Regions from separate parts of the Homo sapiens genome. Here all the other regions are linked to region 4. The links are chromatin contacts, found by Hi-C or POLR2A ChIA-PET in ENCODE. All regions are on one chromosome and are shown on one strand. The core of a region is the stretch at or near the end of the contact, and the rest is flanking DNA. Distances in the headings are between cores, read along the strand shown.

Region 1 (2,700 bases), core at 28-2,527, 1.6 Mb after region 4:
AGCTCTCAGCCTGCCTCCGCACTCGAGACGGCAGCTTTCTCTCCCTCCGCCCACCGTTCCGCCGCTAGGTGGCAGGCGGCTCAACGACGCCCTTTTAAACCGTTTGCCCCGGAGTGGACCGCCGGGATCGCGTGTCACCACCCAACCCTAGCGATGATTGGCTATTTCGCCGAGGCCGGAGGAGGAACCAGCGGCAGAACCGGAAGCGTCTGGTACGGCGAGTGCACGGAGTCCTGAGACTGCGTGCGCACCCAGGCACCGCGCCGACTTAAAGAGGCCAGTTGCAGCCCCTCCTCCGGCCTTAGGGGGCAGACCGTGTTCCTACGTGGAGGGCGGAACCCTCACACTGAGGAGGGCTGGGTCACACTGAGGGGAGGAGTCACCTTGAGAGGAGGGGTCACAATGACTAGTGGATTTCCTCGGAGGTGGGGTCTCACTGCGTGGGAGGAACACAGAGCAAGGGGGTGCAGCACTGAGGGGTTCTGACACACTGACGGTGGCAGTGCCACACTGGGGAAAAGTGCCCCCGAAAGGGAGGTGTCTCACTGAGGAAGGGAGGGGTCTCCGAGGGACAGCGTTCTTTGAGGGGGGTGGGATCTTGCGGAAGGACGGGCTTCCCTGCAGGTGGAGGCTTCTCTCTTAGAGTCTTTTGGGCAAAGTAGTAAGAGGGAGGTCCCGGCTGGGTGGTCACAGGGCGGAGGACCTGGACTCTCTTCTTTATTGGGAGGCGGCAGGATGAAGTGAGGAGGAGTCGGGGCTAAGCTGGGTATGGGCCGGCCAAAGGCTTCCTATAGCCCCGGGGTATCACAACCTCCCGTGAAGGTAGAAGGTGTTAGGGAGGCCAGAGGTTCAAGGTGTCGGAGTCGAAGAGACCTGGGAAATGGGCAGGCTGGGCCGGGGCGCAGGCCAGGAAGGTGGACAGGTTGCTAGGCTACCTCTGATTGCGGCTGGGCCTGAGGGGCCTACCTTTCTGCCCCGTTGGTCCCTGGAGCCCAGGAATCCGGCAGGTTTCTGAGCCCGACCCTCAACGGACAGTAACCCAGGGAGGAGAGGGGACTCCCTGGGCAGCTAAGCTTCGCATGCGCACCATCAGCCCTTAATTCCCTCCCGTTATTCAAGCTCAGGCCGGAGCTTATTTGACCCGGGCGGCCCAGGGCATCGCGGCCGGAAAGCGGGGAGGCGGGGGTGCGCACCTGAGGGGGCGTGGCCGCTGCCGGGAGGCCGGGCTGGAAGGAGTTAAGCGGAGGCCCGGCCCAGCCCCGCCCCCGGCAGGCCGCGGAGCCTGATCCCCGGCGGCTAAGCGGAGCAGCCGCCGCCCGCCCGCCCGCCCGCCTCCGCCCGCGGCAAGCCAGCCCGCCGGCGCCCCGGAGCGCTGCCGCCACCGTCACCGCCACCGCCCGGTCCAGGCCCAAGCCCAGGCCCTGCGCGGAGCGGAGCGGCGCGGCGTCCACCCGGGCCCAGCCAGCCGGCGCGGCGGGGGCGGGTCCAGGATCTTCGGCGGATCTTCCATTCTCAGGGCGGGAGCCGGAGTCCGGGCGCCCGGGATCGGGCTGGGCCCGCGCCCATGGCAAGCGCGGCCTGCCCGGGCCCTGGGGACCCTGCCATGTGAGGCAGGCCCGGGCTGGGGGCCCGGCCATGGCCGGGGAACGGCCCCCACTGCGGGGCCCTGGGCCCGGGCCTGGAGAGGTGCCGGGGGAGGGGCCCCCGGGGCCGGGGGGCACGGGCGGAGGCCCGGGCCGGGGCCGCCCCTCCTCCTACCGGGCTCTCCGCAGCGCCGTGTCTAGCCTGGCGCGTGTGGACGATTTTCACTGCGCGGAGAAGATCGGGGCCGGCTTCTTCTCTGAGGTCTACAAGGTAGGACCGGCCGAGAGGGCAGAGGGGCGGGACCGAGCCTTCAACCAGAGGCTGAAACTAGGGGGCCGGGAGTGCGGGGAAGAGGGTCCAGACTCCGGCGACCCGCCCGACCTGCCCGGCCCTCGCCGGCTGCTCCTGCCCCCAGGTTCGGCACCGACAGTCAGGGCAAGTCATGGTGCTGAAGATGAACAAGCTCCCCAGTAACCGGGGCAACACACTACGGGAAGTGCAGCTGATGAACCGGCTCAGGCACCCCAACATCCTAAGGTGAGCGGCCCCAGTCTCTGGGCAGCTTGCTGGGCGGGAGAGAAAGGGAAAGATCCCGCGGGAAAAGTGGAACTGAGGAGGAGCTGAGGCCTTTAATAGCCTATCCTTCTATCTTCCCCATCCTCTTGCAGGTTCATGGGAGTCTGTGTGCACCAGGGACAGCTGCACGCTCTTACAGAGGTGAGGATAGGCCAGGAAGGAGGGATCCCCACCCCCCTTCACCCCCAAGGATAAAGGGAGTCAACAGGCCTGGTGGATCTACGGAGGACTAGTGAGAGGCAACAGGATCTCCTCTCAGGGGAGGCTTTCCTGAACTTTCCTTTAGGCAAACCACATATAAAAGGCCTCAACTGGTCTTATTCTCTGTATCCCCTAGAACAGTGCTGTCCAATAGAATTTTCTTCAGTGACGGAAATGTTCTCTATCTGTGCTGTCCAATACAGTAGCCACTAGCCACATGTGGTTAAATTTAAATTATTTTCATTGTTTAGATTATTTTTTGTGGGTCAACTTGATTAAAAAATTTTTTAAATTATTTAAATTGTTGCACATGGCTAATGGCTATTGAGTTGAACGGGG
Region 2 (2,725 bases), core at 1-2,500, 1.0 Mb after region 4:
TATCAGCACCAACACAACCCGCGAAAATCGGGAAGCCATCCAGCAGGCCCCAGGTTTCCCTTGGCTCCCCCATGGCAGGGACCCAGGGCCTGGGGGCTCTTGGCAGCTGCTATGGTTGGTGAGCTCCAAACGGGTGAGCAGGAAGCCACTGGTGAAGAGGGCAATGCCAGCGTAGAAGAGGAAGCAGACCCAGGCCAGGAAGAGCAACACTGAGGCTTTCTGCATCCTGATAGGGGTGGGGAAGTAAATTCATTACTGTGGGGCAAAGAACCAGTGGATATTCTGGTCCCTGAATACAAGCCCAGCTAGAATCACTTCCTCCCGGAAACCTTCCTGGAGATAAACCATTTCACAGCCAACCCCTCGCAATATTACTCTCCTCCTATTTCCAGGCTGGGCATGGTGGCTCACGCCTGTAATCCCAGCACTTTGGGAGGCCGAGGCGGGCGGATCACCTGAGGTGAGGAGTTCGAGACCAGCCTGGCCAAAATGGCGAAACCCCGTCCCTACTAAAAATACAAAAATGGGTGGCGGGCACCTGTAGTCTCAGCTACTGGGGAGGCTGACGCAGGAGAATCGCTTGAATCGGGGAGGCGGAGGTTGCAGTGAGCCGAGATTGAACCACTGCACTAGAGTCTGGACAACAGAGGGAGACGCCGTTTCATGAGGTCCCACCCCAGATCTACTGAATCAGGATCTTCGAGGGGTAGAGCATAGGAACGTTCACATGTACAGGCAGGAAATGCTAATGCTGCCTGTACATGTGAACAGTCAGGAGGGAAACTTATTCCAATTGGTAGTCAGGCTCTCTTACACGCCGTTTCTGCGCCTCTCCCCTCGCCAATCTCAATACCCAGTGGAAAGGGATCGAAGCCGCAGGGGAATCCGGGCCCAGCCGACGGCGCCGCCTGGCGGGCACCGAGGGGACGAAGGGGAGGAGTCACTCTCCGCTTCCGGGCGGCCAGGTTCGCCAGGAGACCTGAGGCACGACCTTCGCCACGCAAGGAGGCTGGGGCCCGGGTCGAGAGTCGACTGGGCCTCCGCTGGGACCCAGGCGTGCGACCGGCTCTGCCTCCTCCGGTAACTACCCAGCCTCCCGCTGGGCACCCTAGCCGCGGTACTGAGCACCTTGGTTAGGAGCTGAGGGGAAGAGGGAGACTCCCTTACTTCAGGGTGAGGGGAATACCGGGGGGTGAGGTTCTCGGGAGACCCTGGCTCACCTGCAATGGCACCCGGAAGTGCGGCGGCGGCGGCGCCTGCGACCTGGCAGCACAGAGATGCGTGCGCCAGACAGAGTGGCCCGTCGGTGGCTCCATCGCCATCTGCCGGCACCTCGGTGGAAGTTTGGCCAGGAGCGTGGGGCTGGCCCCAGTTTGATGGGATATTTAGTAATTGAAAATTGGGGACAGGGGACCAAGCTGGAGGAAGAGTTCAGGGAACCACTGTCCATTCATGGTTACGACTAAGAGCACGGCTGCTGGAGTCAAACTTGACTTGAATCCTAGCTTGGCCGCACATATTGTCATCATTAGGCATTACCTCATCTGTAAAATGGAGATAATACTTATTTTCCCTTTTTTGCTTAGCTGAGTCCAACTGAGATTTCATTACTCCTCCTTTCAAAGCCTGTAACTAAATCTTACGACTGAATAATTAAGCAAATAATCCTTCGGAGTGGAGGAGGGGAGGCTGGGCCCAGTGGTTCACACCTGTAATCCCAGCACTTTGGGAGGTCAAGGCAGGTGGATCACCTAAGGTCAGGAGTTCAAGACCAGCCCGGCCAATATGACGAAACGCCGTCTCTACTGAAAATACAAAAGTTACCCGGGAGTGGTGGCGGGCGCCTGTGATCCCAGATACCTGGGAGGCTGAGGCAGGAGAATCACTCGAACCCAGGAGGCAGAGGTTGCAGTGAGCCGAGATTGCACCACTGCACTCCAGCCTGGGCAACAGAGCAAGACTCCCTCTCAAAAAAAAAAAAAAAAATGCCAGGCACGATGACTCACACCTGTAAGCCCAGCACTTTGGGAGGCTGAGGCTGGAGAATCAGTTGAAGTCAGGAATTGGAGACCAGCCTGGCCAACATGCTGAAACCCCAACTCTACTAAAAATTACAAAATTTAGCCAGGCGTGGCGATGTGTACCTGTAGTCCCAGCTACTGAGGAGGCTGAGACTGGACAATTGCTTGAAGCCAGGAGGCAGAGGCTACAGTGAGCTGAGATCGTGCTACTGCACTCCAGCCTAGGCAACAGAGCAAGACTCTGTCTCAAAAAGAAACAAAACCCGTCCACTGGTTTCTCATCTCAGAGTAAAAGTTCTTGCATTGGCTCTACATGGCCCTGCACACTATCTGCCTCTTCCCCTTCTGATTCATCTAGCTGCCACTTCTTTGCTTCCCTAACTCTGTTCCATCCACAGCAGTTCTGCCTCAGGACCTTTGCATTTGCCATCTCCTCTGTCAGCTTCAGTTCCCGATGCCGAAATGGATCTCCATCACCTTCATATTGAAGCTCAACTGTAACATCAGCAAGGCTTCCTGCAATCCCCTACTTTACTAGTTCAGCACCTCCCACCACCACACCCCCTGGAAAAATTTCCCCTCACTTCCTTAATTTCTTCCATAGCACAACTCATCAGCATCTGAAATTCTACACGTATTTATGGTTTATCCCCTCCGAGTAGAATGTGAGCTCATTGAGGTCAGGGAATTCTGTTTTCTTCATG
Region 3 (2,700 bases), core at 169-2,668, 1.7 Mb after region 4:
AGCCTCAAACCACAACCCCTAAAGCTGCCCCAAATTCCTAACATTAACCCCACCTCTAATTTGTTTCCTGATTCCCAGTACCGGCTTGGACATTCATCCCTTTCCTAGCACAGACTCATATCCAATCCCTGATCCCTGAAACTGATCTAAGTTTTGCCTTTAGCACCAAATCCCCTGATGTTAACCCTAAATGTTGACCCCTAAGCCTAAAGTTCATTTATAATTTGATTCCTAACTCACGCTTTCACTGTTTATCCTTAACACCGACCATGCCAACATTCTTTAATCCCTCAAACAAGCTCTAACCTGATTCCTGTTGTTTGTTGACCCTTAACCTGACCCTGAACTCAAATTATGACGTATGATGGCCATCCCAGCAAACAAGATAATGACCGTAATCTAAACCTTACCTATCTAAAACGGACCTGACTCACACTAACTCTTAAGTTTTAACCCCAGCTTTTAACTCCTATAGCGACCCTTGATTCCTAAACGGACCCCACCTAATCCCCAACTCACCCAAAGCTTTCCTACCCACATGCCCGCTATCAGCTAACACCAAAGCCCGTCCCCGCCCTGCGCCCCGCTGCCACCCGACTCCTCACGCTCCCCAAAGCCTATCCCAGACATAGGACTGCTCCCAGGAAAGGCCTGTCTTCCCCAAGACGGCCTACTTCACGCCGAGCTCAAGCCGAGATGCGCTGGACGCTGACCTCTCCAACTAATAGGACCCGAACCGGACACGCAAGAGAGGCAGGGCCCGCCCGCCCCGGGGCCAGGCCCCGCGGCCCCACCCTAAGGCCCCCGCCCGGCCCGGTCTGGCCTACCTGCGCTGCCTGGCTCTGCGCCCCGCCCGCCGGCCCGCCGCCCCGCCGCTTCTCGGGTCGCCCTCGGGCTCCGGCCTCGCCCTCCCTTCGACACTCTCTCGGCCACTTCCGTCCTGGGAACGTCCCCCACCCGCGGGCGGCGCCCTGGGCCCGCGCTCTATGGTCGCGGGGGGCAGGCAGGAAGCTGCTCTGGCCCCGTTCTCGATGCTCGGGAGCCGCCAAAGCCCGGCAGCCCCTCCCTGGCAGGAAGCGAGGGTGCGGCGCAATCCGGAGAGGACGCCAGGACGACGCCCGAGTTCCCTTTCAGGCTAGAACTCTTCCTTTTTCTAGCTTGGGGTAGAAGGCGGAGCCGGAGCCCCGGAACCCCCGCCCTCGGGGTGCGAGGCGGCAGCAGGGCCGTCCCCTACATTTGCATAGCCCCTGGGACGTGGCGCTGCACCCAAGCCTCTTCTCAGTTGGAGGGAACTCCAAGTCCCACAGTGCCACGGGGTGGGGTGCGTCACTTTCGCTGCGTTGGAGGCTGAGGAGAATTGAGCCTGGGAGGCGGGTCCGGAGAGGGCTATGGAAAGCCGCCGGCGGGGAATCCCGGCCGTAGAGGGACAGTGGATAGGTGCCCGAGGCCTACAGCTGGCCTGGGGCTCGTGTCTGGGCTTCGGACGTTGGGGCCCGGTGGCCCACCCTTTCCGTAGTTGTCCCAAATGGAGCTGGAATTGGATGCTGGTGACCAAGACCTGCTGGCCTTCCTGCTAGAGGAAAGTGGAGATTTGGGGACGGCACCCGATGAGGCCGTGAGGGCCCCACTGGACTGGGCGCTGCCGCTTTCTGAGGTAGGTTGGGGTTCTGACTGGGGAAAGCGTGGGATGTCCATGAAGTCAGGTGATGGTGATAAGGTCAAGGCCTGTTCATTGGAACCCTGCGCAGGTACCGAGCGACTGGGAAGTAGATGATTTGCTGTGCTCCCTGCTGAGTCCCCCAGCGTCGTTGAACATTCTCAGCTCCTCCAACCCCTGCCTTGTCCACCATGACCACACCTACTCCCTCCCACGGGAAACTGTCTCTATGGATCTAGGTGAGTCTGAAATAAGTTTGCGGGGAGGACAGGGTTCATGGGCCTGGCTATTCATACTTTCCCTTTTGCAGAGAGTGAGAGCTGTAGAAAAGAGGGGACCCAGATGACTCCACAGCATATGGAGGAGCTGGCAGAGCAGGTACTTGACTTGATTTTCAGGAGATTACTCTCACATTCCCCAGGTGGGGGCAGGATTCCCCATTCCTCTCTGACATCCCCATGCAACTGCCGTCCACTTTCTTGTTACCCTAGGAGATTGCTAGGCTAGTACTGACAGATGAGGAGAAGAGTCTATTGGAGAAGGAGGGGCTTATTCTGCCTGAGACACTTCCTCTCACTAAGGTAAGACTCTCATTGGTTGAACAAAGGCTGAAAAGGGATTAAAAGTCCCAAGTAGGCAAATTCTGTTAACTTTATATCAATAACTTTAAAAAAGGATTGAGGTGAGAAACTTAGTAGATTTATTGCTAATAGGAAGTTGAGGCAGGTACACAATATGCCAGATGCAAGGGCAGATCCTCGTTTTTGTTGGGCTTATACAAATTTTGGTGTTCTGTTAAAAAAATAACTCAAAATTATCAGTGCAACATTAGTATTGGGCCTTGGAAAGGACTGTGTAAGTGAAGGGCCTTGACACTTCGTTGGCTTCATAGTAATCCACCTCTTGCTGAATGGTAGAACTGTTTAGAGAGTTCAACAGGGTTGGACTAAGCAGTACATGAATAAATGTAAAATCCTTAGTTTTCAGTTTTAAGCAATGAGTGGCAACTTCACAAGCAGAGTACTGGGGTACTATGATGAAAT
Region 4 (2,700 bases), core at 40-2,539:
GAAGAGGAATATAAGAACTGGGTTCACCCAAGAAATTATATGCCCTTCAAATAAAAGATAATCTTTGGATACCTTATGGAGACCTGAAAAAACCCTCAACTAGCTGAGCACCGTGGTGCACACTGTAATCCCAGATACTCAGGAGGCTGAGGTGAAAGAATCGCTTAAACCCAGGAGCTGGAGGCCAGCCTGGGCAACATATGGAGACCATATCTCTAAAATTAATAGTAATTTTTTAAAATCTCTCAACTGTTAGGATACACTGGTGCTGTAGAAAGACAATAAGCCTAAATACTGGCAAACCATATACCTTCCTTGAATGTGAGGTAAAAACAATATCCAATAGAAGTGGTAGTAAATGACTGGATTACATCAAACAGGAAATAACAGTAATAATGATGGGATCAACCCCTAAAGCGAGCAAGCATTAGAGACCAGAGTGGTGACAGTTGAGATGCGTGGGCAACTAATTAGACTAAAAACTCAGGGGAAAATGTGGAAAAGCCGAGTGGGAAAGTGATTCAGAGGCAAACAACTGAGTTGTAATGCACCAATGAAAGAATAACATTTTGAGTATGTATTATTAACAGAGAGAGCTTTGCCGTTTACAAAGCGCTCAAAAACCTACATTAAATAATGAACTGTGATATAACCAGACTACAGGAACGGCGGGTGTGGAGGAAAACTGAGTCCCAATTGAGACCAATGCCCTACAGAATTGAAAAGAAGTAGAACTGAACTGTGACTCCGGGTAAGCCAGGAAAGGTTAGAGAGCGCATAAGTTGGGGCTATAACAGGGCCAGTCCCAAGACTAGCTACGGGCGTGAAAGCGGAAAGGTGATGAGATGGGACCGACAGCGTGGCGGGGAAGCTCCAGTCTACTGGCAGGCACCGAGGTGGGAGAGAAAACCACACCCTCCAGGGCAGAAACCCGAAAGGGGGGAGGGGAGGCACCCCTGGGGCTGGGTGGGGCCCAGCCGACCTGGACGGGGGAAAGTAGGAAGAAGCACAGGGCAACGTGAGGGGAAGAGGAAGGAGGGAGCCCGGGCCTGGACGTAGAGGGACCGTGGACCTGGCGAGTGAAGCTCGGCCCGGTCCTCACGGGTGGGCGCCGGGGCAGTCTGCAGGCGGTGGGGTTTCAGACGAGCTGAACCCAGAATTAGAAAGCACACGCTGCAGCGCTCAGGGCCCTGGAAGAGGGAAGGAGAGGGAGAGGATGGCAATTACCGCTGCTGCTCTCGGAGGACCCAAGACCCGCTGCCGCCGCCGCCGCTCGTTACCTGCCAATGTGCCTCTTACAAAGCGGCGGCGGCGGCACAGGCTGCCCAACCCGTCACGTGACCTCGCGTCACGGGCGAAGGAGGAGCCACAACACGTCGCTCGTGCGCGGCTTCAGAGTCAGCCTAGGCGGCGCGCGGCCTCTTCCAGCCACCACCTCCACCCCAACCCCGCGAAGCCAACCGCGTGGAGGTGGGGACCACAGAAAGGAACAAATAAGGGAGACTTGATAATATGTATTGTACTCGGAGTCATCAGGAGAGTATTACCCACCGCATACAAGGTGCCCACAACTGCAGCTCGTCGTCGCGCCGTGATGACCTCACAAAGCACCACAGGTTACTCCCCTGTGGCCGCCCTGTGCTCATCACGTGATGTGGTCCAACCACTCAGGGCAAGCCTGGCCTCCCAAATGTTGCACGAGGGGACCACGACTCCCAACATGCTGCACAGCCAAGGCGACCCCTACCGCAGCCTTTCTCCAGCGGGCTTCTAGACGAACCCCCTAGAGACCTTAGAGCCGAGGGAAGGCCGGGACGGAAAGCGGACTAAGCTGGCTTGAAGGACTAATACCATTGGATGCCGCCCGCCATGTGGCGGAGCGTGGTGCCTGCTGGGAGGTGTAGTCCTGGCGGGGGGTGGGGTTCCGCTCCCACGTTCCTGGGCTCGCTCTGCGCCCTGCCCCCTGCGCGGGAAAACGCCAACGGCTAGCAGCGAGAGCCTCGGCAAGGCGGAAGGTGCGCCCACTTTTAGTCTTTTTCAGTGCGGTTTTACTTTTGCCCTCCCAAGCCCCTTCTGGGTGAAAAGACTAGAATCTACTGAACGCCTACTCCAAGTCAGCCGTTTATTTCTGTTATATCATATAATCAACTCCTTGAGTCCAGGATTTTCCCTATTTAAGGATTTAAAAAAAGAACCTTAGAGTTGTTTGTTGACCGAAGAGACCCAGGTTTTCTGTCTTTAGAAAATTAATGACCTCCTCTCAATAGGATCTGACCTGTTGTCAACTCCAAGAATTACGAATAAATAAGATGATGGTTTATAATTGTAGCATGGTGTTTTAAAGTATTTTCCATTTACTGGCCTGTTTGGATGTGAGGGCGTTCTGGCTATCTTGTCACCCCATAGATCGCCAGGGCTGATTCGGCTGATCTGGCTGTCTAGGCGGGTGGCCCCTTCCTCCCGCACCTCTCCATGTGCGTCCCTCCCGAAGCTGCATATTCGGTCGAAAAGGAGGAGCATCCCCCATAGAAGAGGACAAGTCAAGGATATAGGAGTAGCTGCACGCCCGTGTTAACAAGCTCTCAAGGTCCTCTAAACAAGCTCTCAAGGTCTACTTACTGGCCTGTTTTATCCCAAGCTAGTTACATACAAGGACTTTGCAGTCCCGGCATGCCTTATCTCAATTGGAGCTTTCCTCTG
Region 5 (2,700 bases), core at 191-2,690, 1.0 Mb after region 4:
TAATACTTTATCCGAATTCAGAAACTTGAGAAAAAGGAACACACCTCAAAAAACTAATCTCTTCAAGGAAGGAAGGTAATTTGCATAGAGTTTCCTTGGGCTGGCTGTGTTTTTTTTTTTTTTTTTTTTTTTTTTTTTGCCTCTAAAAGCTCTCTATTCTAAATTGAATGGGCTGAGGTAGCCAAGTTTTATCTAACGCTTTCCTAAGGATGGAGGTGGGGTCAGAAAGCCCCAGAGCCCGGGTAATTTCTCAATATAGCTGGTTGGGGAAAGGAGTGCGCGCACGTTTGTGTTTTTGAAGAGTTAGTGCAACTCTAAACTGCACACCACGAAACCTGGAAATCTGGAAAGGCGCACAAAACACGAACTGAGATTCCAACTTTAGCAAGAACCTAAAATGTTAAAGAAAAATTCCTTTCTCCCCACCCACGAGTCATAACATTAAGGAAAACTGGCTCAAACTTTCTAGTATGAACAACAGGCCTAAAGTAAGAAGACCAGAAGCGAAAGGTAGGGCTCGCCCTCTCCCTAACAGTCCTTCACGACTCAGGTCACACACAGAGGATGCCCACCTCCGGCCCCGCCGACCCGGCTCCAAAAAGGCGGCTGTGAGCTTCCCTGAGCTCGGCGGGCCTTCCCCGACCCCGGGCTCCGCCTCGGTGGCAGAGCTCCTGAGGCCTTCACATGGCGCAAAGTCCACGCCCACCGGGCCCGGCTGGGGCCTCGGGCTCGCGGGGCCTGCTCTCTCCGGGGACCAAAGGCTTTCGGCGGGTGGTAGGCCGGACGGCAGACTGGCGCCCCAAAGCCCCGGGGCGCCGCGCCGGCGGAGTGGGCCGGAAGACCTGGCCAGGCCCAGACGTCCGTTCTAAGGGAGCCAATCGGGCGGGCCGGGGCCTGCATGACACAGCACGATCCGGCCCAGGCTCCGACCCGGACCCAACGCAAGCCCCGCCTAGGGGGCGCGCGGGTGCGCAGCTGGCCCCAGCCGGGCCTGCCGGGTCCACGGCCCCTCACTCGCCCCCTAGCTTCCCTTCCCTCTTTCCTGGTCTCCACCTCTCTGACGCGCCCACGGCCAGGCCCCGCCGGGCCTACCCTGCGCGGCTGGTCCCGGTGCGCGCCGCCGCAGCAAGCGAACGGCGCGCGCACACTCACTCGGCTCCAGAAGCCATGGCGCGCGCCTCTCCCGGCCGGCGGCTGTGGCGGCCCGCGGGTAACGGCTACGAGCGGTGGCAAGCGACCGACTGGGCCGGGGCTCGGCTCTTCCAGGCGGTGGGCGAGCAGCGGCGACAAACCCGCAAGCGGCTTCCCTCTCGCTTCCTCCCACCGGCAGCGAGGCGTCGGGCGAACAACGCTGGCTCCTGATCCGCGAGGTGGCAGTGGCAGTGGCAGCGGCAGCGGCAGCGACGACTCAAACGACGGTCGCAGACGCTTCGCTGAGACTGAGCCGAGAAGAGCCGAATCATCGGAAGGGAAGCTGCTCCCACCTCAGCCAATCAGCGCCTGCCCTGCGGACTCTCGCCCGCCTCTCCGCGCCTCTCCCCAGCAACCCGCAGATCACAGCCAATCAGGAAATTCGCTTGCGGCCTGGCTCCCGCCTCAGTGATGCGACACGCCTAGTAACGCCACGTCAATTGGCCGCAACGCTACGCTTCCTCGACGGATTGGAATTCTCAGCCAATCAACGAAAGGAATAGGGCGAGATCGATTAGTGAAAGGAGACCCTTTAATCCCTTAGAGGCGGACTCTCCCACTTGGCTCCAGTTCATTGGCTCCGGAGTTTATCCTCCTGGAAGAACGTGGCACAATAGACTGAACCCTTGTATTAGTCTAGTCCTATTGTGGTAACCCATACACCCATCTTCTCCCAAAACCTGGAGATCTTCTAAGACGCCATCACCACCCTGACACTTCTTGCTCCTTCTCAACGCTGCCTCCAACCACCCCTACTCTGAACTTTCTGACTAGCACCCCACTCCTACCCCATTGTCACTGCACCCTCTGGTAACCCCAATCCCACAGCCTTTGCAGTTTCTCAGCGCTTGTGCCTTTCTTCCTCCCGTCATTAATATTAATACCTTATAATAAGGCACTCAAATCCAGAGAAGTCAAAGGGCAACCACAGAACACACAGCCAATTCAGTAGAACCCAAATTAGCAAGAAAACTGCATATGCTGGGACTTGAAAATCCTTGGGCCCCAAATAACAGGGGTCCCTGTTAGTAGTCAACAGGCAGCTGTTGGTGATATGCTGACTCAATTCACCTTTCACCCTGTACCCACACAGACACATTTGACTAAGACGAGTCGAATTTCTAGAATTTGGAATTAGGAAGGGAGTGAAGAGTTACTCTGAGAGAAACCTGCCTGTCTCTAAGTAACAGGTACCTGCCCTTGTCCTGAGAGGCCTATCTAGACCACCCTTCAGACCCAACTCCACTCATTGTCACTGTCCTGGGCTTTGGGGCTCTGCATTCAGGCAATGTGAAGGACTAAAGCCACTGCCTCCAAAGTGAGGATTCCTGTAGCCCTTTCCTCATACCCAGACTTCAAGTTCATAAGGTAGACGATGTCAGGAAAGGGCATCATAGACAACTAGCACTCAACTAGACGGTCACAAGCCTTCCCACGCAAGTATATGTAGTAGGCAGACGAGATAAATATGAAATTTTACTCGACAACAGAAAAGGAGAAACAGGAAAA

What was found. Hi-C counts contacts between places; a loop is a spot of excess contacts on that map. ChIA-PET counts read pairs that join two places held with the same protein, here RNA polymerase II (POLR2A). Pooled maps may share reads with other maps.
Region 1: a loop to region 4 is called in a map of naive thymus-derived CD4-positive, alpha-beta T cell, with 6 times the contacts of the local background. The contact joins the promoter of TESK1 here to the promoter of UBAP2 in region 4. A Hi-C loop is called at or near these places in 1 of 168 maps with a recorded cell type or tissue (naive thymus-derived CD4-positive, alpha-beta T cell), 2 of 37 single-sample maps with no recorded cell type and 6 of 50 pooled maps.
Region 2: a loop to region 4 is called in a pooled map, with 9 times the contacts of the local background. The contact joins the promoter of PIGO here to the promoter of UBAP2 in region 4. A Hi-C loop is called at or near these places in 8 of 50 pooled maps. POLR2A ChIA-PET finds 5 or more read pairs at or near these places in 2 of 52 experiments (GM12878 and activated CD4-positive, alpha-beta T cell).
Region 3: a loop to region 4 is called in a map of CD8-positive, alpha-beta T cell, with 23 times the contacts of the local background. The contact joins the promoter of CREB3 here to the promoter of UBAP2 in region 4. A Hi-C loop is called at or near these places in 2 of 168 maps with a recorded cell type or tissue (both CD8-positive, alpha-beta T cell), 1 of 37 single-sample maps with no recorded cell type and 9 of 50 pooled maps.
Region 5: a pooled map shows a loop between it and region 4 (25-fold over the local background). The contact joins the promoter of VCP here to the promoter of UBAP2 in region 4. A Hi-C loop is called at or near these places in 2 of 37 single-sample maps with no recorded cell type and 13 of 50 pooled maps. POLR2A ChIA-PET finds 5 or more read pairs at or near these places in 2 of 52 experiments (GM12878 and activated CD4-positive, alpha-beta T cell).

The regions. Positions count from the first base shown.
Region 1 is chr9:35,603,985-35,606,684 of GRCh38, forward strand. It overlaps TESK1 (testis associated actin remodelling kinase 1), which reads left to right and starts at 1,278. Exons shown (of 10, transcript NM_006285.3): 1 at 1,278-1,854; 2 at 2,000-2,121; 3 at 2,253-2,301. The coding sequence starts at 1,636. RefSeq lists an enhancer at 514-623 and silencers at 1,104-1,353, 1,384-1,683, 1,704-1,873, 1,808-2,102, 1,884-2,143.
Region 2 is chr9:35,095,341-35,098,065 of GRCh38, forward strand. It overlaps PIGO (phosphatidylinositol glycan anchor biosynthesis class O), which reads right to left and starts at 1,251. Exons shown (of 11, transcript NM_032634.4): 1 at 815-1,251; 2 at 1-226. The coding sequence starts at 225. PIGO-AS1 (PIGO antisense RNA 1) reads left to right here and starts at 964. Exons shown (of 2, transcript NR_186491.1): 1 at 964-1,080; 2 at 2,420-2,725. RefSeq lists an enhancer at 918-1,257.
Region 3 is chr9:35,731,248-35,733,947 of GRCh38, forward strand. It overlaps CREB3 (cAMP responsive element binding protein 3), which reads left to right and starts at 1,419. Exons shown (of 9, transcript NM_006368.5): 1 at 1,419-1,654; 2 at 1,749-1,896; 3 at 1,968-2,035; 4 at 2,149-2,238. The coding sequence starts at 1,526. TLN1 (talin 1) reads right to left here and starts at 948. Exons shown (of 57, transcript NM_006289.4): 1 at 828-948. MIR6853 (microRNA 6853) reads left to right here and starts at 1,675; the gene lies at 1,675-1,748. RefSeq lists enhancers at 505-554, 1,355-1,404, 1,455-1,544 and silencers at 735-1,024, 1,065-1,224.
Region 4 is chr9:34,047,598-34,050,297 of GRCh38, forward strand. UBAP2 (ubiquitin associated protein 2) reads right to left here and starts at 1,290. Exons shown (of 29, transcript NM_001370062.2): 1 at 1,228-1,290. It also overlaps the pseudogene RN7SKP114. RefSeq lists enhancers at 400-1,256, 1,257-2,112, 1,393-1,922, 2,113-2,700 and silencers at 1,073-1,122, 1,273-1,362.
Region 5 is chr9:35,071,185-35,073,884 of GRCh38, forward strand. VCP (valosin containing protein) reads right to left here and starts at 1,441. Exons shown (of 17, transcript NM_007126.5): 1 at 1,153-1,441. The coding sequence starts at 1,169. It overlaps FANCG (FA complementation group G), which reads right to left. Exons shown (of 14, transcript NM_004629.2): 14 at 2,655-2,700. RefSeq lists a silencer at 519-1,148 and enhancers at 1,549-1,598, 1,799-1,938, 1,959-2,008.